5 separate regions of the Homo sapiens genome follow, and all the other regions are linked to region 4. The links are chromatin loops, found by intact Hi-C in ENCODE. Cell type or tissue: IMR-90. All regions are shown on one strand. Region 1 has its middle 50 kb from the start of LPIN2. Region 2 overlaps MYOM1 (myomesin 1). Region 3 overlaps LPIN2 (lipin 2). Region 4 overlaps LPIN2 (lipin 2). Region 5 overlaps MYOM1 (myomesin 1).

The links. A loop is a pair of places that touch in the nucleus more often than their neighbours do. Peaks named below come from ENCODE experiments on the same cell type or tissue, not always from the same donor. Only the 100,000 strongest peaks of a DNase experiment are listed, where the experiment ranks them.
Region 1: it touches region 4 in a loop (8-fold over the local background); 92 of 110 quality-filtered maps call a loop at or near these places.
Region 2: it touches region 4 in a loop (6-fold over the local background); 71 of 110 quality-filtered maps call a loop at or near these places.
Region 3: it touches region 4 in a loop (2.4-fold over the local background); 59 of 110 quality-filtered maps call a loop at or near these places.
Region 5: it touches region 4 in a loop (9-fold over the local background); 56 of 110 quality-filtered maps call a loop at or near these places.

What each region holds. Positions count from the first base shown.
Region 1 is chr18:3,060,523-3,065,522 of GRCh38, forward strand. No RefSeq gene overlaps it. Among named protein-coding and RNA genes, the nearest start is that of LPIN2, 50 kb to the left of the region's middle. RefSeq lists enhancers at 129-423, 791-920. In IMR-90, a CTCF peak has its summit at 2,644 (motif pointing left); no DNase peak of the experiment used is centred here.
Region 2 is chr18:3,126,554-3,131,553 of GRCh38, forward strand. MYOM1 (myomesin 1) reads right to left here. Exons shown (of 38, transcript NM_003803.4): 17 at 4,822-4,943; 18 at 2,679-2,966; 19 at 148-344. Among named protein-coding and RNA genes, the nearest start is that of MYOM1, 91 kb to the right of the region's middle. In IMR-90, a CTCF peak has its summit at 2,914 (motif pointing left); a DNase peak (open chromatin) is centred at 2,928.
Region 3 is chr18:2,982,809-2,987,808 of GRCh38, forward strand. The region is part of intron 1 of LPIN2 (lipin 2); the gene reads right to left. It overlaps LOC124904236 (a long non-coding RNA gene), which reads left to right. Exons shown (of 2, transcript XR_007066268.1): 2 at 2,266-2,602. Among named protein-coding and RNA genes, the nearest start is that of LPIN2-AS2, 18 kb to the left of the region's middle. In IMR-90, a CTCF peak has its summit at 3,016 (motif pointing left); no DNase peak of the experiment used is centred here; H3K27ac peaks cover 2,266 bases.
Region 4 is chr18:2,930,071-2,935,070 of GRCh38, forward strand. LPIN2 (lipin 2) reads right to left here. Exons shown (of 20, transcript NM_001375808.2): 8 at 4,281-4,380; 9 at 1,186-1,373. Among named protein-coding and RNA genes, the nearest start is that of LPIN2-AS2, 34 kb to the right of the region's middle. In IMR-90, a CTCF peak has its summit at 2,314 (motif pointing right); a DNase peak (open chromatin) is centred at 2,331; H3K27ac peaks cover 206 bases.
Region 5 is chr18:3,148,813-3,153,812 of GRCh38, forward strand. It overlaps MYOM1 (myomesin 1), which reads right to left. Exons shown (of 38, transcript NM_003803.4): 12 at 2,882-3,081; 13 at 333-389. Among named protein-coding and RNA genes, the nearest start is that of MYOM1, 69 kb to the right of the region's middle. RefSeq lists an enhancer at 4,332-4,421. In IMR-90, a CTCF peak has its summit at 2,795 (motif pointing left); no DNase peak of the experiment used is centred here.

The sequences.
Region 1 (5,000 bases), 130 kb after region 4:
TAGAAATGCTCAACCACTTTTTGAAATGTTAACCACCATAATGCAGCCCAGATAAGAAACAAAATTAAGAGCCTCAAGAAATACAAAATTGAGAAACATTCCAACTAAAAACGTTTAAACAAAATAGTCTCATTCTTTATAGATACGAAGTTTATGTGTAGAAGCCAATACACATTTCCTGCCTCTTCCCCCTCACTTCCTGGCCGCCGGTGCTACAGAGCAACTGTCCTGCCACACTTGAGTGAGATGGAAAAAACCAATTCTTCACCCCAGTTCACTTCCATGACTTCCGGCAGTGTCTGTTCAGAGGTCAAAGCTGTTGGTGATTTTCCACTTGTGCTGGACATAAACCTGGCAAAAAGGCAGGAATTTTAGGGACAGAGGGCTTTCTACCATGGCAGGTCAGAAGGGCCTGGGGGAACAGGGCCTGACCCACACCAAGTAAATATTTGTTGAATGAATGAATGAATGGAAGAAATGGTATCTTATGGTTTGTCTTTTTTGGAGACAGAGTCTTGCTGTTGCCCTGCCTGGAGAGTGGTGGCACGATCATGGCTCTCTGCAGCCTCGAGCTCCTGGGCTCAAGCATCCACCCATCTCAGCCTCCCAAGTAGCTAGGACTACAGTCATGTGCCACCATGCTCAGCTAATTTATTTTTATTTTTTGTTTTTGGTAGAGACGGGGACTCTCTGTGTTGCCCAGGCTGGTCTCAAATTCCTGGCCTCCTGAAGTGCTGGGATTATAGGTGTGAGCCACCGTGCCCAGGCAATGCCCCGTGTTTTTAATAGAATGACGTAGAGGTAATTGTTTTTTCTTTCTGTTTTGAGATGAAAACAAGGAATTGGTTTCATTTTCATTATTTTTTCATCTGTACTTCAGTGCTGCTGAAACTTTCACCTGAGAGGAGGATTTCAGATTTCTCGATTCTGCCCCCGCAACGAGTTGCTTCTCTTCTTTCTCTGCACAGTCTTCACTTTCATGAAGCCAAATGCCTCCTTGCAATTCAGCTCCTGGTTTTGAGTGTGTAAGGAAGACACACGCTTCTCGTGAAATTCTGGAGAATGTCTCCGGACTGCGTGGGAAGCTTATGAACCAGAGGTGCCTGTACTGACAGAAGCCTGTGAGCAAAGAGGGTTCCGAGAACTGGTTAGCTCTTTCTAGCCGGGAATATTAAGCTGTAAAGAACAAGGAAATGGAGGGAGCATTCACATATGTACTGCAGTTGGCATGGGGGTCTCCTTGGAGAGGCTTCCTGTGGGCAACTATGGGTGCATTCAGTAGGGACATTTAGATAACTAAGATGAGCCCTGGAACAACCAAAATAGAGTCAATGTAATAAAACACTCTCTGATTCTGGGACACGTCCCCCTCGTCTCTGAAAGGAAACACTTGGCTTCAGTTTGGCTCAGCAATGTAACACCTTTTCTCCCGGCTTAGAACCAGCTCTTAGCAAGCAGAGTGGGTGGCTTTTGTGTGATACCATGGGCACTAGTAACGCCTCAGGCTGAAGTCCCGGCCTGATAGGTTATGCCCTTAACCTTCTAAAACCAGAAACGAGAGGAAAGAAACCACAGAAGGAAACTGTAGAAACTCAACCCCAGGGGAGGCGAGCATTACCTTCATAATTTATTGCAAACAGTGCCTATTTTGTTTCCAAAGTGTTTTAAATTAAACTTAGTTGTGTATCATTTGGAATGTAAATATTCATCCTCAAAAGTGAGTAGCAGGGAGTATGGACTGTCTGAGTAACCACAGTGTGTGTGTCTGAGCTTTGTGACAAGTCTACTATGCCTTCTTGATGCTGGGCTACAATTAAAGCATGTTCTAAAAAAAGTAAAAAATGCACTTAGATGTTAGTAAGTATGAGCTAAGTAATTTTGGAAACTTTGGTGTGCATTTTAGAGATTGAGATTTTCATTTACATATATCAGTTGATTCTTCAGAAGCAATTTAAATAACTTAAGACTGTTTTTTAAACATAATCTTATCTCTAAAGCCCAAGGTAGAGGTCAAAATGCAAATATTTGAGGCTGTGATGTGATGGTCACTATGTATCCAGTTTGTAATCCTCCATATAACTGATGTATTAGTATTTTATCTAAACATCTTGCTGTGGGTATGTGAAGCAGGCCCACAGAACAGAACTAATGAACACCTGAGACCGTGCCAGTGTGTTCATTTAAAATGCGCTGCACCTTGTTCTGACACTCGATTTGTTGTAGATATTTGATCCTCTTGAGGCTTGCTTTTAAGCTCTGTTAGGGTGGGGCCAGAGGAGTTTTTAATCCAGGATTAATTTCTCACCTTAGTAGTGCCCCACTATGGAGGAGAAACTTCTGAGGACTCTACCCGAGGCCCACGTATTACAAAGTCTTTTCATTCCGGCTGGTGGACACGGACTCTGTTTCCAGCCCGCGTGAGCTCCAAGAATTGCTTGGCCTGAGGCTTTCCAGATTTCTTTCTCCCGTGCATTTGCTGAATAGTACTCAGCCAAAGAGCATGTGCAGCCTCCAGCACCCTGTCTTCGTGCAACTCTCCTCTCTCTCTTATTCTTTCTCATACATTTTAGACGACCCCGCCTCATTGAACCTCAGTCTCTGTCCCCTCAATTCAATGAGACTGACAGGCTCCCCCTGCTGGGCTGCAGCCTGAGCACTCTGTCTAGGCAAGAAGAAGCTGGAGCAATCACAGGTGTCTCATCACTTTCCCCTTCTCTCAGGCATCTTGGGCCTGCACATCTGCTGGCCAATGCCCTAAACGGTTATTTTTCCATATGTTTTGATATTTTGCCTGTTTTTCTAGTTGTTCATGGTGGGAGGACAATTTCCATAACAGTAATCCTTTGTGGGCAGACAGAGAATCCCGTCTAGCGTAGTTTTGCATTTGCTTCCCTGAGGCCCCGGACCTCGACCATTTTTATGGGAATTCTTGGCTTGAGATTGTTACCATGTGGTGCTGTAAATTTGCACCCCACAAACATGCAGTACTAGTTTGAGGAATCCATTAAATTTTCTTCCATCCAGAACCGCCCCCAGGCAGATGGAAAGCTTCTGTATAGCTTCTCTATGTCAGTTGGTGATATTTTTACTATTCCCATTTTTGTTTTGACTAAGCCACTCTTTGTGCATCTCAGATTTGTGCAGGCATCTTGGGTACCAACTCACTACCTTGAACAATCCAGGTCTACATCTCTCATTCTGGCATGTGTATTAAAACTCCAGTCCCAGATCTTAGAGGCTATATCTAGGCAAAAATTAGTATTTCTGCATTATGTAGGCTGTGCATATTTGATTTTCATGTACTTGAAATGTCTTAGCCTAGTGACTAAGTCCAATTTTTTTTTTTTTTTTTTGACAGAGTATCACTCTGTCTTCCAGGCTGGAGTGCAGTGGTGCAATCACAGCTCACTGCAGCCTTGACCTCCCAGGCTCAAGCGATCCTCCTGCTTCAGCCTCCCGAGTAGCTGGAACTACAGGCTCGTGCCACCACCCCCAGCTAATTTTGGATTTTTTGTAGAGATGGGCTTTCACCATGTTCTCCAGGCTAGTCTCAAACTCCTGGGCTCGAGTGATCCTCCTGCCTGGGCTTCCCAAAGTGCTGGGATTACAGGTGTAAGCCACTGCACCCAGCCTCCAGCTTTGTGATTCCAATGTAAAATGTTTAATTGACTGTGATTTTATGTTCATCTTACTAGGTTTATATACAATATGAGAATATTTATGAAAACTCCAAATTTTCTGTATTTATATACTTAGTTTAGTAGATAAAGTTATTTAAGTTCTTGAGACAGTTTTGTTTAAGTCAGACAATAGTAGTCCTTAAAGTGGAGAGAAAATATATTAATTTATAAATAAAGCTTAACAAATTAAAGGGAATTAAGTTATGCTATAAAAAGCAGCCTTAAACTTAATGTTCTTCAATAGTCAGATTTTTAAATGGAAAAATAATGTTTTAAAGTTGAACTTCAAGAATTTAGGAAGATCTAGGTTTTAAAATGTGTCACTTGACTATTATATATATATATATATATTAATTTTTTTATTTTTTTAATTTTTTTGTGATGGAGTTTCGCTCTTGTTGCCCAGGCTGGAGTGCAATGGTGAGATCTCGGCTCGCCACAACCTCCGCCTCCTGGGTTCAAGCAATTCTCCTGCCTCAGCCTCCTGAGTAGCTGGGATTACAGGCATGTGCCACCACGCCCGGCTAGTTTTGTATTTTTAGTAGAGATGGAGTTTCTCCATGCTGGCCAGGCTGGTCTCAAACTCCCGACCTCAGGTGATCCGCCCGCCTCGGCCTCCCGAAGTGCTGGGATTACAGGCGTGAGCCACTGCACCCCAGCCTATATATTAATTTTATAAAACTGAAGTAAACTCTGAATGGTCTTTTCTGTGTTCCAAGTTGATCCTTTAAGTACCACTACTTCACATTTACCAGGTCACAGATTCATAAATTTTTATGTGTTACAAAGTATCTTCGGCACCATTAAAGTGATGGATCTATAGTTTCAGTTCTATTTTCCCCTGTAGAAATAGCAGCTTTTTACCTAAGCTATTAAATCTTGAGGTCACTGGTTTAGTTTGGTCATAATAATGGCTGAAATAATTCTTATAGCTGTTTTGTTGAGCAATCTCAGCGTATGGAGCTCCGAACACAAAAGCCATCTCCCCAACTCACTGCTGCTGTGTCCCAGCAAACCCCTCTGCTGGGCGCAGGGGTCTTAGGGCACACTTTGATTTCATACATTTTTGCACAATTTCAGAATTTGGAATACACTGTTTTAAAATTTTGTTTCCACCTGATTCAACACCCGTCTTGCTTTCTCCCCAGTCTGGGATCCAGCAGGTGGAAATTAGGGAAGGGGTGGGAGGTGCTGCTTGCAGAAACCTCACCTCTCTGACACTGGGAGCTCTGTTGCTGGCTTTTTGAGGGGTGTGGTGGGGGCTTTTCGGAGAGTCTTAGGGGCCTCTCGCTTGCACAGCCCTTGGCCCTTGGCATGGGA
Region 2 (5,000 bases), 200 kb after region 4:
TTTTCACAAGACTCATGCCACTGCAGACAATGGACTCTGGAGAAATGACGTGACTCTCTTACAAGGTGCTGGGTGTGTGCCTGCCTGGGCGTGCAAGCATAGCGTCATACATAGGACACGCCACACTACAGAAAGTCACGTGCTTACCTTGTATGCCTCCTCACTGACAGCCTTGACATTGGCTTCTCTCCATTTTCCTGGTACCCCATCAATGACCTCGCGATAGTTCACATAATAGCCAGTAATTTCTGCCCCTCCAATCTTATCTGGTTGCTTCCATCCAAGAACCATTGAGTCACGAAAACTTTCAAGACAGGTGATATCACAGGGTGGAGATGGTGGTGCTGTAGCAATATGAATAGCTTGTGAGTAGGCAGAAATGCATTTATGATTCTATATATAAACATTTCCATGGGTGCCACATATGAGGGCACTAGATCTTGCAGTATAAAACTAAAATTCGAGGCTGATGAACTTGGCATTGAACTTGGTGAATGCAATGGACACAGTAAAAAGTACACTACAATTATTATTCCAAAGATAAAATGAACCTGTCCTAGCAAAATGGTACAATACCCTGAAAGAAAATGATTCTTTTCCCCATAAGAAGAAATATTTTTCCCAAGGTATAATTTTTGTTTCTTTATGTGGTTTAGTTTTCATTTGTTCCCTGATGAAAATGGAATGTGTATATCAATTTCTGCTGCAATTTGCTTATTCAGAATTTCCATATATATATATATATATATATATTTTTTTTTTTTTTTTTTTTGAGCTGGGGTTTTGCTCTTGTCACCCAGGCTTGAGTGCAATGGCACCATCTTGGCTCAATGCAACTTCCGTCTTCTGGGTTCAAGCAATTCTCCTGCCTCAGCCTCCCAAGTAGTTGGGATTATAGGTGTGCACCACCATGCCCGGCTAATTTTTGTATTATTAGGAGAGACAGGGTTTCACCATGTTGGCTAGGCTGGTCTCGAACTCCTGACCTTAGGTGATCCACCCACCTCAGCCTCCCAAAGTGCTGGGATTACAGGTGTGAATCACCACACCTGGCCCAGAATTTCCATATATTTCTCAAATGGTTAGCCTTTCACCATTCAGGCACACTTACCCTTGTGAGACCTTACAACTACACAACTCTGTCTGCACACAAGAAAAAAATTTACTCTAGAGCTCAGCTAAATGACAGCTTTAGAAAACATTTTTAAAAAACAGACACAATCTGCTATGTGACTTTCTCTTAGTGTATAATACTTTTATCACATTATTTTTAATCTGATGTTGGAATATTTTTCATGTGGTACAATACTATACAGCTGTCACCATGTTTATCAGTGCTTAGCTAGAAAAATATCTGGAGGATATTTCAAAAGTCCTCCTTCATTTATGTGGCTTTGCTGATCAGCTTTTCACTCAACTACTGAAATTACAGTTTTCAATGAAGAGAGGGGGTGAAGTGGTGGAAAGAAATACATCTAGATATGCAATAACATCGAAGAGAATTTTCTGAATGTTTATTTGGATTATAGGAGATAAAGAAACTATCTCATTCTTACCCAAAAAGAGTATCAGAAGAATGAAGGCTTTTAAAATAAAATACATTTATCTCTTCTCCACTTACCAACCTCCTTTATTCCTCACATTTTAAAAAAGCTTTCTCTCTCTCCCTCTATTTCAGAGCATTGTTGAATATGTGCTCTCAAATGAATATCTCCTCTCGAGTTGAGGGACAAAGAAAGGTGTCATAAAACAGAGGAGGTTATAGAAGTTGGGGTGGGGTTAGAAAAAAGAACTGGATGAGAGGCATTTAAAAATTTATCAGCACATGTGCTTCAGTTCATTGTTGTTTGATAGGAAAAACAATGTCTCCTAGGATATATTAGCCACAGGTACCAAATATCCTAATCAGATCATTCTTAGCCTACTGATAAATCATCTTAAATAAATCACTTCTGGGAATGAGGATCATATATCATACAATATAGCTATATGTGATTATAATTTTAACTTTTAAACTTTTCATGGTAACTCAAAGATATATTTATAGCTGTTTTTTTCTTTTCTTTTTTCATTTCAAAAAGTAGTAGGTAAGTAGCTATTTAGATTATTATTATTTTAGAAATTTTTAATCTTTTTATATACTTTTTTCACTTAAAGTATTTAATTTTCCAGTGTTGATTTTTCTTGCAAACTATTTAAATTAAATGTGAATAATCGCTTAATAATCTGAGGATGAGCAAGAAGGTAACAACTATGACCCTGGTACGATGTCACCTTCTTTGTGAGATCTTTCTCCTCTACATGTTCCAAACATGACTATTTCAAAGGACCTCACACAGGCTAGCAGTACCAAGTCCTGCTCTCACATCGAATTCTCTTAGCAAAATCAGGCCAGAGGTGTATCTGCCTGACAAACCAAGAAAGGCTCTATAACCAAATTACTTGAAACATTCTAGCATCATTAAGCACCCAAAATGATGTGTACAAGCCAAACCCATAGACAATTACTTTTCCAAGTCATCAGATGAAAGTACACATTTCAGATGGCTAGCTGAAAACACATACAATAAGAATGGACATTGATGAAAGCAAACATGGATGAAGGATGTGATGTAGACGATGAGAGGTGAGGACAGTGATGGAGACGGATGGAACAGCTTCCCTTTCTCAACTCTCACCTCTGTCTGTCTTCTTTTTCAGGGGGTCAGACTTACTTTTCCCCTGAGGAGCCGCTTTCTGTGGTGGCGGGGTAAGCTCTTCCTGAACTGTTTCACTTACTTTACTCACTTCTGTTTGGCCCAGGTTTTGAGAGCTACTGGGTAGTGAAGGTTTGTTAGGTTTGCTGCCAAGCAAAGCATCTTTCTGGAAGGTTGGCGGGGAGGCTTCATGCACGCGCCCCCTGGAGGCGGTTAGTCCACCAGGCTCATCGCTCAGTGCGGGACACACATCTGGAGACACTCCTCCCCCTACAGTTGCCAGACAACAACAGAAACGCATTGAGCCCGGACAGAGTATCAGCTGCTCTTATAGGATAGAACAAAGAGAAAAACATTAGGACCACAAGCAGAACAAAAACAGTCTTGGCTTAAAGAAAATCGCTCACATTTGCAAGAAATATGGAAAGACTACATTTCACACAATATACGCCAAGGAACATTTCACCTTCCCCGTATTCTGGAAAAAGAAGAAATGAGAACAAAGAAGCCAAAGATAGAATAGGAACCATTTCGATTTGCAGAACCCAAAGGGCTTTTAGTATATATAAGGAAAAGCAAATCTTAGACACAAATATTGAGAGATGTAAGCCCTATTATTCAACAGAATGAAAAAAGGACTATAAAGTGCACAAGAGACATCATATTAAAGATCCTAATTTTATAACACCTCGAATTATGTGCAGTACTACAATAGTAATGGTCTGTACCTCTCAACCTCAAAGAGACATGTTTAGAATGGTTCACATTATAAGGAATCTTCCTTCCTTCGTTTTCTTTCTTCTTTTTTTTTTTTTTGGAGTCTCACTCTGTCCCCCAGGCTGGAGTGCACTGGCGCAATCTCGGCTCACTGCAACCTCCACCTTCTGGGTTCAAACAATTCTCGTGCCTCAGCCTCCTAAGTAGCTGGGATTATAGGCATGCACCACCATACCCGGCTAATTTTTGTATTTTCAGTAGAGACAGGGTTTAGCCATGTAGGCCAGGTTGATCTCAAACTCCTGACCTCAAGTGATCCACCCGCCTTAGCCTCCCAAAGTGCTGGGATTACAGGCGTGAGCCACTGTGCCCGATCCCTATGTTATAAGGAATATGAAAAAGCTATATGAGATGCTAACTGAAGACAATCAATATTAAATCAGCTTTTTAAAAAACATGCGTTACTATATAATAAATTTTATTTTATTTATTTATTTATTTCAGACACAGGATCTTGCTTTGTTGTCCAGGGTGGAGTGCAGTGGTGAGATCATAGTTCACTGCAGCCTTGAACTCTTGGACTCAAGTGATCCACGTGCCTCAGCCTTCTGAATAGCTGGGACTACAGACATGCACCACCATGCCTGGCTAATTTTTTTTATTGTTATTTTTAGAAATGGGATTTCACTATGTTGCCCAAGTTGGTCTCAAACTCCTGGACTCAAGCAATCTGCCTGCCTCTCCCTCCCAAAGTGCTGGGATTACAGGTGTAAGCCCCCGTGCTCAGCCCACAAATATTATTTGTATTGTTTCTAACCACCTGGGTCCCTTTTCTACTTTATCCAAGATTGGGAGGTACATCACATACACACATATAATTACTTTATTACTGGTTTTATTCTGTTGGTTACTTTGCAAGCAAAGATGAAACATATGATTAAGCAATTACATGTGCCTTGCATGAATTTTAGAGGGGTTTATAAGAAGCATGTTAATGTTCTGTTAGCAAAAACAAGCCAGGCTCTGGCATAGACCAAATGGCTTTTAGGGACAAGATGATCTGTGTTATGGGTGATATACCACTTCATGGAATCGGAATGGCCCTTCACAGTCCCAGGATGAGCATGAAGTTAGAATGGAGTTTCACACAATGTGAAATATCTGAGGAAACTTGGGTTCGTGAAGATGAAAAGGCTATGGATGCACAGAATCTGGATAAGTGATGAAGGTCTGTAAAATGGCAGCTATGGAAGGTTAGACATCACCTAGAGTCAGAGAAAATGATCATCTAAGGATGCAATCATCCAGCAATATTGGAAGCTAAATAATTTCTGGAGAGGATGGTATCTTCCTTTCTAACATAGAAAAATCCATTTTTCCCCCATACAGTTATGCATAAGGAACTTACCAATAGCAGCTTTGACTTCAATAGCTTCTGAATCCTGGGAATATTCACTAAGTCCAGCTGCATTGACTGCTCTGACCCGGAAAATATAACTCTGACCAGTCACTAATCCATGACAAGTGAATCTAAAAGGAAAACAAGTTTTAAAAAATTTTCCTAGGAGGAAGATTAAGGAAGATGAT
Region 3 (5,000 bases), 53 kb after region 4:
GTATATAATCAAAACAGAAAGCTGCTCTCTTGACAAACTGAGTACAAACTGCTTGCAGACACAGTTATATGGCTAAAACTGAAAGGAAATGGTTCTTAAAAAAAAAAAAAGCAATGCATACACAAGTTTACCAATGAGATTTGCTCAAAATACCTCAACCCCTTCTCCCCAAAGGAGATAAGCAGGGGCATGGGACAGGTTGTGCCATGTGTTTACACTGATAGGCACCAAGACCTGCCCAATCACATGATGGCCACTGCAGCTTCCATCACACAGGACAGGGATTGAGTTAATGATTCTCTAAACCAATCACATCCTCATTTTTTAGAAATAAAAACAGCTACTACACATATGGAGAGTGATCTTACATAAGCTAATCATGTAAGGGAAGTAATTTACAGACATTTTCCGAGCAGCAGGGAGCTTCCCAAAGTCAGCCAGATTACATGCCTCCAAGAGCCCAACTACTGAACACTTTTCCTTTGTCAGACTGGTGTGACCCAAGGTATTTTCACAATTCTGGGAGATATCCTGCTCAGTACTGTATATAACAAGCAGAATTTATTAATTTCAAGAATATGATAATGCAACACTGTAAAATTAAAACATTCCTGGTATTTCCTTGGCAGCTCTCAGTAAGTCAAAACATAGTAATTTTAACTGAATTTTTCTAAAAACCGCAAACACACAACTCACATGGACAAACATATTAGATTTCTGAATTAAGATACACTGTTTTTTTCATACCATTGTCTAGGATTGTGCTGTTCATCACAAACAGCCATTAGCCACGTGTGGCTACTGAGCAATGGCAATCAGGCCAGTACCAACTGCAATGTGCTCCAAGTGTAAAATACACACTGGATTTCCATGACTAAGAATGAAAAGAGAATAAAAAAACTCATAATTTCTAATATATACTACATGTTTAAAGGATATTTTGGATATACTGAGTTAAATAAGAAATTACATTTACTTTTACCTAGTTTTTTTTTTCCCACTTTTTAAAATGTGATTACTAGAAAATTTGAAATTACACATGTGGCTCACATTATATTTCTATTGGACAATGCTGCTCTAAGGCCCCGAGACAATCTTGAGAACAAGGTGGGGAAAAGGCCATTCAGGCAAGTTATAGGTAAGGAAGAACTGAGGACAACTGGATTGTTCATCATTCCTTTAAAGTATTTAGTTAATTCATCAACAATATACTAGCTGATCCACATCCATTTAACCTTCACATTAAACCCTTTTCTCTGCATCTAAACTTCACAAAAGACAAAATTTTCAAATGTTTGACCAAGTAATAGGTGTCTGGTGATGCTTAATACAGTAACATATCACCAAGGTTCATATAATAAAAACATTAAGTGGCAGAATTAAAAACCAATTTCACCAAAATTAGAAATGGCAAAACTTATCTTGCATGCAGCATGTTTTCCTGCTTGCCTTCTAGCCCAGCATAGTATCGTGGACCTGCAGTACACCAAAGTGCCCAGTCACTTGCGATCTAATTCAACACACATCATGTACACAAACTCCTACTTCCAGAAGAGAATTGTTTAGGTTTTTCTGGCCTAAATTTTATGCAATGAATAAAAATTTAAATCTCTTCATCCATGATCTACTGCAGTTCAGGATCCTTGGCATCAGATGGTAGTGATAAAAACCGGATATTGGGGTGCTGCCGGTGGAGAAAAATGGAAGAAGCCAGAGGTCAGCAAGAAGGGGAGGCTAGTAGGAGAAAGAGAGATTAAAGAGAAACCTAAGAAGGTGAAAAAAAGAAAAGTTAGAGGGGCAGAGGAAATAAAATGTAGAAGAGATGAGAAAATATTCAACTGGATAGCAGGAGAAGGGGAAAACTGTAAGGAGGGTGGAAAGAAGAAAGACAAAAACCATATCCACTTTAAATGTGAGGAAACTGAGGCCCAGAAAGAGGTCAGGCAATTAGCCCAATGTCACTCAACTGGTCAGCAAAGGTGCCAGGGAGAAGAAGCCCCCCAGTTTCTGGTTCAGTGCTTTTTTGTGTTATGCCAAGCAGAGACCAAGAAAGAACATGCTGGGGATCAGCAGGAGGAGGCTGACAAGAGGTAGGAGCAAAGGCTTAGCAAGTGAGGCGTGGTGGAGATCCAGCAGGGCAGAGGTCAGCGGGTAGAATTCTGTTCAGCAACTCTTGCCTACAATGCAGCTTACACAACAGGTGGGGCACCCAAGCCAGTCATTTGGGGGTTTCCTGATAGTGTTTGTATTGTTTCCTTGTTTTAGCTGATGACTCCCAGAATGTCCTGACTGCAAGGAACATGTACTATGGACCCATCAGAAGTGAGCTCATTTTCTAAACATCTGTGTTGCCAACAGGCACACACCTAAAGTTTCCTCCTATGGCCACCTGTGGATCACCCTGACCTTCAAAGCTGGTAGCCAAAGTTCTGCTTCCACCCCCACCATCTGCAAGGTGGCACTTTTCAGTCTTGATGGATAAATGTTAAAAATCACAACCAACAATTCTTAATCATCCCTATGATTTTCAAAGGAAAACGCTACTGTATTGTCAAACTTTTTCTCTACAGGCTAAAATAAAAATAAATGACTACTGAAAAAAGCTACTTTTTACTTTTGTATAACATCTTCAATGATCTTTTTTTTAAAAAGTGCATAGAATTTGGAAGTCTTTTTCCCAAGACTTAACTCTTTCAAAAAAAAATAGTCTAACTTAGGGAAACAAAGCTAAAATGCTAGTTAGGAAAAACAGAATCCTGTTCAGATTCCACAGCTTTAATGATGCTAAGTAAAATATATACCTTCTTTGTTTTTGTTTTTTCTACTACTAATCCCATAAGTATGTAAGACTAGGTATACAGGGCTTTTTAAGAGGGTATAACGATTTATTTAAAACTTTCTAGCTAGAATTTGCTTATCTGAAGCTGTACTAAGCTGGTTCAACAGAAATACCTTTACACCACAAGCATGTTATTTTACCATAAAACATGAAAATAATTGTACTCCCCCCCAGTGGCCATACTATGGAAACACAACACCTTGCTCCTGGATTACCAATGAAGATGTGACAAAACTAAGTTTTGATTATTAAAAAATCATGAAAATATTTTATAACCTCAATTACAAAGAATTTCATAATACCCACCGGAATTCCTCTATAGTGAAGAACCTAAGTGCATTTCTGCATTTTCAAGACTCCTCATGACAAAGGGAACATGTAAAGGACCATGGCTCACCTGAAACAAATGTTTTCATTTAGAGCCAAATGGCTCTCACCATCTACACCAAAGCATATGAAGTGTTTCTTCTCCTAAATGGAATCACTTATAATTCACTGTTTATGAAAACAACCCCAAAGGGACTGACGTTTTATTCAAAACCAAGATAAAATTCCTCTTGCTACCACTCTTGGGTTTTTCAAACATTTGTAGTTTAACTGCTCATTGGGTAATGGTTATATAGTTTACTCAAGTTCCAGTGTTTCATAATATCCTCATATAATCTCAAAATTCTAAACAAGATAGCTAGTGGCTGGCAATTTCACTGAACTGTGAGTGAATAACCAAATGCAAACAGATCTTTCCAGGAACAGAAGAGAAAAAACAAGGGAGGGTCTCCTGAGGTCAGACGCCCAGCTTAAAGTGACTCTCCCAAAGATAAACTTCTTTGAAGACTTGTCATTTATCTTTAAAATTCACACATTTTGTAGTCTATTGTGATAAGTCTATTTTTTTAATGTAAAAAAAAAAAAAAAAGAAAGACTAACTGGCCAAAGCTTTCTTCTTCCAAGTTCAAAGGTTAATGCAACACATTTACTGTAAGAATTAGAGGATGCTCAGTGTACACATCGCAGTTTAAGGAGCTTAGGACCAAACAACCTCTGCGGTCTAACCCTTCCAACACAAATGTTTGAGGTCAAGCTTTTACCCACTATTTGGAGACAAGAGAGACAATACTGAGAGTTGCCTGGCTGTAGCAGTCAAGTGCATCTGAACATTAAGAGAGTAAAGCTGAACAGCCTAATTTAGGATCAGAGTAATTATGGCCTGACTTGTGTCACAACTTTTGGACAACATTTTCAACAAAATAAAGCCAAAAGAAATGGAAAACCCTCTGTTCTGCTCAGGCAGGACTCCTGAGGCCTCAGTTGCTTGACAGGGGTGGAGGTCGGGGGTGAAGAGGGGGCCTGTTAATTGCCTAATTGTTTCTGTTTAAATGTCTTTTTCTTCTCCCATTTCACCTCTGAATAGCAGTTTGCACAGTGATGACACCCTTAGGTATACGATTTTCTGTTCTGGGGTTATATCACCCCCATTTCATTCAAACTCAAAAAATCCTGTTGAAATGCAAGTCTTACTATCATCAAATTTTAAAACACTAAATAATTTTCAAAGTGTAGTGCTTTAATCTTTTCAGAAACAAATTACTTGTTATAGACTCACAATAACAGGGGTGGCTCAGTGCATCACAACACTGAGGCCAAGTGAAGGTGCTGGAAGAAGCCAGTGCTGGGTTCCTATACTCCAGATCAAAAAGTGAGATAGCTTAAAGCTTGTCCCCCAAAAACAGCAACAAACAACAAATAAGGTGAGCAAGAGTTGATTATATCATTAAGACAATCCAAAGAAAATATAAGTGAAAATTATCACAAAATGTATCGGCATCATGTAGGAACCCCTCATCCTCACATTCCTTGACTTATTTTTTTCCACGTGGACATTTCAGGTCCATCTTTGACTCCAATTTTCTCTTCCATAGCTGGTTCCTCACAACAGTTCTAATTCAAGATTTTCTCGACCACCTGAAAAACTGGTGATGGTTGTTTAAATTATTCTGTTGCTGTGATCTCTTTCAATTACTTAAAAATTTTTTATTTAAAAGATATTTGTAATCAGCTTTACTTAGTAAATTACTCTTAGTAATTACTCTTCTTCCTGCCACCTTCTTCCATCTATAGAAACGAACGGCTGCTGTAATTTTAAGTGTACTTAGAATCCAGG
Region 4 (5,000 bases):
CCTGTTCCTAAACCTGTATTCTCCTAGATCTAGGCTAACAGAGAAACTGCTCACTTGGATTGTTTCTCCAGGTAATGTGTGTATTACTTACATTTACTTGTCATTTCTGCCTCTTCCAATAAACTCTACTAGACTAAGTCACCAATATTTAAAACAAAGGTGTAACTTTTATATTTTACCTACATTTTGTATTTCGCATTCCCTCGCATATAATTTTTTAAACTGAACATTTAAGAGGATTACAGAAAGAATGTGACCTATTTAACTTAGTCCCTAGAATGAACCATTGGCCATAACACACTTTAAATTTCTTGCAAAATATAAAGCAAACAAACAATGAAGAGACAGGGAAGAGGCATAATGAGCTTCCTGTGACCCTGGAAAGGAAAGACTTCAGGAACACATGGTCCTGAGCCTCTGGCCATGCAGTCTGCCACATCACACCTTCAGTTCCTCTAAGGGAGAGGGAAGACAAAAGATGACACTAGTCACGGAAAGAAAATTTTCCCTTAGAAGAAAATCATACAGGGGCCACAGGCCAAACTGAGAAATACTAAGAGTTCAGTTTTAAAAGGAAGGTTAAAAAAAAATGCTGATGAATTGAGGACGGATGCACATGGCACTCAGCCCAGCCTATAGGCATCCTGACATGTCTGCTAAACTCCCTCCTGATTCCTGAGCAAGCTTTACTCTCGTAGGCCAACCCTCCAGCCTTATACAGAAAGTAATCCTCCTAATTTTTGCCAGAAAGACCACGTACTCAGTGGACAATCAATTTTCTACAACTTCAGGGCCCTATATTCATGTCTAAGGCCCAGTGCTTTCCAGAAGGGCAGCTGGGCCCCAGTTCCACAAATGTTTCTGTAACTTTACAGATGAGAAAACTGGTGCAGTGTGATGATCGCACCCTGGCAGCTCAGAAAACAGGGCGGCCTGATAACTCCCAACCTCTTAATTTGAAATTAGAGCCTTTAAGGGCACACTACCTCAAAGCCACTCCATAAAGAGGTGTCAATTAAGACCTTAAGTGAGGGTATAAGGGTCTGACATTACAGAACATACCTGTTACCTGCACAAGATCCCTAAAGAATGTAAATATCCTGAAATGGCTACACGGTAAGTTTTAACCAAGTGATGACCAGATTGCTCTCTGAAATGAAGATGGGGCACAAACACCCAACGTACCTTTTGAAATTTCTCCATTTTCACTGAGGCCCCCGCAAAGGGAGAGGGTAACGTCAGGCAAGTCCATGGCAGAATCTGAGAGGCACTCGGTGCCGCTATCTGCAGCTGCGCTTCCCACGGACTGTGGGGACTGGGAGCCAGAGAGTGTGTCAGACTCGGGCCACTGCCTGGAACCGGGCTCCGATTCACTGTGGACAGGGGATGGGGAAAAGATGTGCTTTATTACAACTCCTTGAATTCCTAGTTTACTGCATGGTTCTCTGGGGGCTCAAACCAAATAACACATCCGCTAAAAAGAACGGATGGACCTACAATCAGGCATAACTTTTCTTAGATAGGGTTTAGAATCATATCATAAATGACATGAAAGATAACCTAATATAGTACCAGTGAGAAATTAACTGTGAATATAGTAAATACGTCACAAAATCACCACGGTCATTCACAATAATGCAAACATTTCAACTGTGGCCTTTCTGATTTTTAATTAAAGGAGTAAAATAGTTATAAGTATTTATTTACATTTCCATGATGAAAATGACAGGGTAATTAAGAAAATCTGCTGTTTGGAAACCTTTGATCCTAACGTCCTAGAAAAAGCTGTGGCACTTTATACATCCTGTAGAAAATTACTGTAGTCCAAGGCTATATTCTTTAAAACCAAATCTTTTCTAAGTTCGCCTATTACCTCACAAAGAAGGAAGGAGAAATTAAACGAGCAAATTCTCTAGAGGCAAGACCCACCTAGAAAAAGAAATGTATTCAGAAATAAACTGGATGTAACTGTTATTCCAGGAGCTAAAGATGAGGTTACTGAATATTTTCATTTTTCAAGATAAGGCACAGAAGCCAGGTTTCAGAAGGTGATCAAGGGAAACCTTATGCAATGAAGTGTAAATTTGAGAAAGAATAATCATGAATGGCACAGCACCTTAAGTCTCACAGTCCCCAATGCTTACTACTCTATACCCTTTGAATAGGTATTTAATGTCACATTTGAGATATTGAGAATTTTCAAATTCACTTATTTTATTCAAAAAGCCAGTATTTTTATGTGAATTAAAAAAACAGTGACCCAGAGGTTTACTGGCTCTTTCAAACAAATCTCATCTTTGAGCAGTAGGTGGCAGCAGACTACAGATTATGTTTTAACTAGGTAACAGTTTCAAAACCTGTTTCCCATTTGAATCAACAAAAAAATTCAGGTTTTTGGATATTTTTTCCTCTTAATAGCCATGCACACTCATACCCACAAAATTGAGATTAACTGGACTGACAGAATGTTCTCACTGGAAACACAAAGTCAGCAGAACTGTTGTTATACTGGGAGTGAGGGGCAAGGCCAACCCTTCTGTGTTCACCACACCTGTCTCCTCTTTCTCCGGGGCACACGGCGAGGCCCCCTTGCAGTCAGGTGGGGCCACGTGAGCACATGACTGAGCCGTGAATATGGACGGAAGGCATACATGGTGCCCCTCCCCAGGGGCCCTCTCCTATGCGATGCTCATTCCTTTCTCTGCTGCCAGTAAACTCTGGACTCTGAGACCCTATGGGGATGGGAGAGCCTCAAGGTGAAAGGAGCCTGTGTTCCTGAATCCCTGTGGGCAAGGCCTCCCCCTAAACACCAACACAGAGCATTCTTCACAGGGGCAAGAAACAAAATTCCATCGTGGTAGGCCAACGAGATCAGGAGTTCCACCTCTACAGCAGCTAGTGTTACCCCAACCAGTAACAACAACATCTACACACATGGGGATGCCGTCTGACTCAGGATGCCACCAAATACAAAAGTGTGTGATTTATATTAAAGTTTAGTGATAATTACAAATACTGTAAATTTGGTAATGAAGATGCTAAGGATCATGACATGACTAATGCTTACATGGATTACAAGAGTCTCACTCACTATCTTTAAATATTTATGAAATGTTTCAAGAAATAGTTAATGAGGTAAGAAGCTTACTTAGTGCATGGACAGTGACTGTGAACAGTTAAATTACAGTAGAGTGGAGTAAGGTATCATCACCTTAGTTACTCTCCTCACTTTTTAAAAGAGAAACTAAGACATATACCGAAGGAATACCAATATAAATAAATGATTAAGGCCTGGGAAATGTGGGGGGAAAAGTGGTAATTCTATGACAGCTTATATTTGAACTTTCCTACTGTTAAAATAAAGCCGTTTCAGTTTTTTCACCTTAAAAAAATCCAACTATTACTTCAAATGAAGTAGATATGTTGAGATAAATTTAGGACAGAGCTAGAAAGGAGTTTTAAGAACTTTCCCAAAATACCTGTAAAAAATTTAAATAGCTTTATATCAATCCCATCTTTCTATTCCAAATAAAAAACAAAATATACTTTTCAGTAATTCATTTACAAGTGTTTAATTATGTGTGCCTATGGCTCAGTATATTCAAGTCATACTTTCCGTGGAGAAAAGTTGTTTTTTTCTAACCACAGAGTAGCAGTTTAACAGAATTCCCCTAAGAGTAGAAATGAACTTGGGAAGGCAGTCCAAGTGTATCATATTTGAGGCCCATATTTGAAGTAATTCAAAGGGAAAATGGTGCGGGACAGTGAGGGAGGCTGGGTGGCAGCTGTGGAGCTGCAGGGGATGTGGGGACACGGGGCGCGGGGGCAGTGCCCCACCAGACCCAGACCCGGTTCAGAAAAGGCTCAGGATCTCAGACTCCCAAGAAGTGAACACATTCTTTGGAAAACATTTTCAAATAAAGATGTGTTTCTTTTAAAACACATAATAAAATAAATGCTAAAAAATTTTCCCAAGCATGTTGAGTTTGTATTAACCACTACAGGAAATGCTAATCAGAAGTCATATACCCTTATGTAGGTTTAACTAGTATATCTCTCCTCATTGTATTGAAAATGTCTTCGTAAGTAATTATTAATTTCAAGTCACTATATTGAAATAAGACACGCGCTATTTCTAAATTTTCCAAAACCTGAAGCCATCATCAGATTTAGCTAAAGGACACCATCATCTTGTTCCTTTTTCCTGAGATGAAATGTTTTACTCTAGAAATAACTAGACTATTTCAGAGCTGTCCTTCAATAAATAAGGACCACTCTACCTTTTAGGGAAATAAAGAGCTGCAACTTCAGGTTCTAGACCCTTTAAGTCATCAAGGTAAATATCATCAGGTCCCTGGTGTTGGCTTCTTTTGTGAACACCTGTTTAAAAAAAAAATCAGAGGTAAGAATTTAGTTATTCTTCATTTACAGCTCTGCAAAACACACGCACGTTTGCAAACAGTAAGAGTGACAAGCAGGATTTGAATAGGGTTTTAATTTTAAAGGTGTCAACCAGCCTTTTTACTTAGGTTGGTTCCCAGCCATCCATGCCAATAGAAGAGAAGTTCAGTGCTCCATACATATACTTTGATTTTACTCATTCTCTCATTTGCTGTTAATTGAGTAATACTAGCCCCTAAATAATTTATATTTTAATGGTGAAGTCTTTTTTGTATTTATAGGTCTAAGAACAAGCATGACCAAACTTAAGGCAACCACCTGCATTGGGAACGAGGGCATTACTCTAAAACCATGAAGGCAAGGTTGTCTGGGCACAGGATATTCACATGGTGCCCAAGTATCCACCCTGCATTACCTTCTAACTACAAAAGGACAAAAAATACTTCACAATGGATAGATGTGGCAGATAACATCTTAAACAATAATCACGTTCAGCATTACTATTAGTGGTCATCATGAGATACAATATGAGTACCCAATACATGCAATAAACTAATCTTCAATTCAAACAATAACTCTAAGCCTCTAGACCTGTACTG
Region 5 (5,000 bases), 220 kb after region 4:
TCCACCCTGGGCGACAGAGCGAGACTCCATCCAAAAAAAAAAAAAAAAAAAAAAAAAAAAGAAAATGGTGATGGTTTCATGGGTATATACATGTGTAAAATTTATCAAATTGTACATGTTACATATTTGCAGTATACCGTATGACAATTACACCTCAAGAAAGCTTTAAAAATAAAATGGGATTCTCTGACATAAGTTATTTACAATCTCCAGATATTTTAGAATGTTCTTACCAAAACATCTTAAGCAATACACACTGCACCCTCCACAACAAAAGGCAAACTGCTTAGCAAAACATCAGCAATAGTATCTGGGGCAACCAGACTTCTTACCTGAAGGTTCCTCTTCAGTAACAATGATCTGTCCAGTCCAGGGTGCTGAGGGGCGACCTGAATAAAGACAAATATAAGAATCACAAACGTTTACAAGTGTGCAATTTATCAGCTGCACTGATGAATTGGGAAAGTGGCCAGATTAGTCACAACTGGGTTTGTTACTAATAGACTTATGTGTTTTCCCATGAATGGTATCAATCATGTAGAGGGCACTGTGGGAAGCACAGCCCCGGTCCTCAAGGGACTCATAATCTGCTGGAGCCTAGAATCTGCCTGGACTGGCTGAGTAGATGTTTCTGGAACTGTACTTGCACAAGCTAGGTAAGTAACCTGTGTTCATGTAACTGTTCAATATGAATCTCCTGGAACAGGTAGGCTTGCTCATCCCCTCTGAAGGATAGCATGCGTTTGGGAGAAACATTTCCAGAACAATTGTAAGCCCAGTAGTTATTTATTGTCATAATAAGATGAAAGAGGAGAGGGGGTGCCGATCCTGCGGTAAAGCTCAGCAAAGCAAATTTTTCCCATTATATTTTGAAAAATATTATCTCCAAAGGAAATCAGTTGAGATCCTGAGCAAGGAAAATGAATGATACGGGTACAAAGTTAAAGAGGAAATTCACTTGTATGATCCCATAAACATCAGAAAGACAGAGTAGTTCTACTCTTGCATTAACCAGGGGACTTTTTGTCAGGGTTTGTGAAAAACAGAAAGGCAGTAAAGAAGGTAACTTATTTTTAGTTCAAACAAATCTTATTTTGATTGGAATTGATAAAAGAGGAGCAAACGAAAGTATGAGATGGAATTTGCAAGTTTAGAAAGGAGGGCAGGAAGTTGGAGGGTTGGTGAAGAGTGACTGAAGAGCAATCAAGGAGCCTGATGAGACACGGTTGCCGGGGAAATGGTAACATTATTATTATTATTATTTTCAGATGGAGTCTCGCTCTGTCGCCTAGGCTGGAGTGCAGTGGCGCGATCTCAGCTCACTGCAACCTCCGCCTCCCGGGTTCAAATGATTCTCCTGCCTCAGCCTCCCGAGTAGCTGGGATTACAGGCGCCCGCCACCACGCCTGGCTAATTTTTTGTAATTTTTAGTAGAGACGGGGTTTCGCCATGTTGGCCCGGCTGGTCACGAACTCCTGACCTCAGGTGATCCACCCGCCTCGACCTCCCAGAGTGCTGGGATTACAGGTGTGAGCCACCATGCCCAGCCAGTGACATTATTTTATTTAGACTTTTACGATGCCACTACACGTACTGAAGGTAAAGAATAACATTGTGAATGTAGCACAGACCAGCAGTCCTCTACAAAGGTGGTTTTGCCCTTTAGGTGACATTTGGTAGTGTCTCCATGACACTGCTGGCATCTAGTGGGTAGAGACAAGGGATGTTGCTCAGCCTCCTGCAATGAACAGAACACCCCTAGCCACCTCCCACAACAACAAAGAATTACTGGCCTAAAGTGCCAGTAGGGCCAAGGTTGAGAAGCCTGGCATAAGCCTGAAATGTTACTATCCAACTCTTCTCATAATGTCATTTTACGTTCCCTATTGTTGGAGATGCCATATGGGTTTCCATGAAACAAATACAAGGCATGATTACAGGGCATGATTCATGTACCATGGTTTTGACATTAAGACTTGGAGACTACATATATTAAAAGATTATTATTATTGTTATTATTGAGACAGGGTCTTGCTCTGTTGCCCAGGCTAGAGTGCAATGGTGTAATCACAGCTCACTGCAGCCTTGACCTCCTGGGCTCTAGCGATCCTCCCACCTCAGCCTCCTGAGTAGCTGGGACTTACAGCTGTGTGCTACCATGCCTGGCTTTTTTTTTTTTTTTTTTTTTCATTTTTTTCATTTTTTTTTTTTAAAAGATGGGGTCTCTCTATGTTGCCCAGGTTGGTCTCAGAACTCCTAGGCTCAAGCCATCCTCCCACCTTAGCCTCTCCAAGTGCTGGGATTACAGGTGTGAGCCACCACGCCAGGCCTGAAAAAATGATTTTTGACAGTCTAATATGAGAACTCAGACATAGATTAGATATAACGTTGTCTATCTGTTTTTCCTTTGATATAGAGAGACGCACTGTGCTGAGATATTAATGCTCTAAGGGTGGACTCCAAGGTAAAGAAATAGACCTTGAGCCAGAAAGAAAATTATTTTTATTATTTTTGGAATGTATAATAACAGGAATAAAAATGCTCTCCAGCCTCTTTGCTTTTATACTTCATTCCACACACAATGCCTGGAACTCAGTTTAACAACATAAATGTTTCTGAATAAAATAAAATAAAATATAAAATAATAAAATAAAATAAAATAAATAAAATAAAATAAAATAAAATAAAATAAAACCCTTAAGAGAATGGCTAAGGCAATGTTTGCGAAGGATTCTCCCCCTCGGATTTTCTGATGAAAAAAGGATTTCTTGTTCTTGTCTCCCTCTAGTGGAAGGGAGAGAAACAACCTTGCAATGAAGCTGATTCTTGCAGTCATTTTAAAAAGGTTTAGGGAAGGTCCTGAAAAATGAAAAGTGCTTACTTTTAAGTCTAGCTTTCTCAGCCGGATCCAGAGCAGCCACGGGCTCGGAAACTCGAGATGGGAAACCTATTCCCATTTTATTCACAGCTCGAACTCGGAAGATATAGGAACGACCTTCGATCAATCCAGTGACAGGAAAACGAGCAAACTTCACAGGTGTGTCATTGCACTGCGACCAGCTATCTGTGCCCACCTCACACCTAAAGGAATGAGCGTGATTGACAAAAATATTAAAAGAAGTATGGCTTAATGAATATCTCCAGAGCTGCAGAATCACCCAGTTGTTTCAGATCTTCTCCCTATAAAATATCCAAGTCAGGCGTGGCTCGCTACCTGGTGAACTGCATGCAGGCACTCCGTTTCACTCAAATGCACTGTGTCTTCTTTACCAAGAGGAAAGAAGCCTCAGGTCCTTCCTGAACTCGTAAAAAGCAGGCATCTGAGGGGCCTTGTGTAGAAAGCAGAGGGGTTTGGGGGTTGCTGGGATAAGCAGATAAATATCTCCAATCTTAGCATTGGAGAAGATCCCCAAACATCTCCCCGGCTGATGCCTTCAATTCTACCATTAGTGACTTCTTTGTCTTCTTTAGGTATTTTCTTTGAAAAACAGAGGTATTATTGAGAAAATTGGCGTCTTAAAACCTAACTATTTGCACTGTAGTTTGGAAAAGAGTTCACCATATTTCCTCACTTCATGGTCATTCCATCCTGTGTAGAGGGTAAGAAGGTTATTGTGAAGATGTTTGTTTCTTTAACAGAAGAGACTGATGACAGGTGGGGAGATGCCCAGTCCTGGCAGGGGCAGATTGAGTGGGTACTTGGAAACACTGATTTCTAATTGAGTGCTTTTACAGCAGTTGGTACCTGGGGATGGAGTGGGTCATTCCCAGCAGACAAATATGACAGCTCATATCATGCTGTTGGCCTGATCAACAAAGCTTTAGGGGTTCAACATGTGATTAAATTTTACAGATTAGGATTAAGCAGCTCTTACTTTTTTTATGAGCAGAGTGCTGTACTTTTAGCTCATATCATTTCCCCAACATGGGCTCTATGTCCAAAATGTGTAATTCCCAAATGATTCTCAGGGGCGTGGGGGTTGCCAGTGGCAGGACAGAGGTGGCTGGTGTGGGGGGTGTATCTCCCCTCCTCACAATCACCTTCCTCTCTTTGATATGGACAATAGACAATTTCCTTATGTAAAGTGGAATAGACAACTTCCTCACTTTCCTTATGTAAAGTGCTGTCAAATGTGGCTTCAATCCCTGCCTTCCATCATTTCCCCTAATCCTCCTTGGTAGAAATTCTGGAGCTGCTAGGGGTTTGGGGAGGTGGGGCTGTGGCAGAAGCTGATAGGGCCAGGACAATTCTTCAATCTACACCTGTCTCCAGAGATTCTGCCAGGACTCAGCCTCTTCTCTGTGCAGATACTGCTATGGTGACCCAGTGACACTAGAGCATCCTTCCTAACCTCATGTGGGCAGAAAGAAAGGTGGAACTCACTGCTCCTGACACTTTCCGCAGCACGTTGGAGCAGAAAGAACACAAACCTACAGCCAGGCTCACATCTGAATTCTAGTTCTGCTACTTATTACCCGCGTGATCTTAGGTGAGTTAGTGCTTCCTCACTGATATGTGGTCTCGGGCCTCATTTCCTACTTGAAATAATAGCAACGACCTTAAAGGGCGGTTATGGGTTAGTGGTTAATATATGCGAAGTGTTTAGAACAGTGCCATGCACACAGTAAATGCTTAATAAATAATAGCCACAAGGTGGGTATTTTCACTATGACTAAGGCCAGAGGAGAACAAAATGTACTTATTGTCCCTGGCCTTTCACTGGTCAAAGTTTAAAAATCCCCTGGAAATGTGCCAAAGACAATAAAGCACAAAAAAGAATATATCTAAACCTTCACAATTCATCACTACTAAATGATGAAATGTTGTGGAAGCATTAGTTCACATGGATGGTTAAATAGTATATAATTTATTAGAAATATTTCTTACAAATAGTTCTGAGCACAATTGCATGTATTTATGTACTGCGAAGTTCAACACACCCTTGGTGCAAACCCATTGTGCTAATATGACACAGATTATCCATCTCTAGTGATTTCTA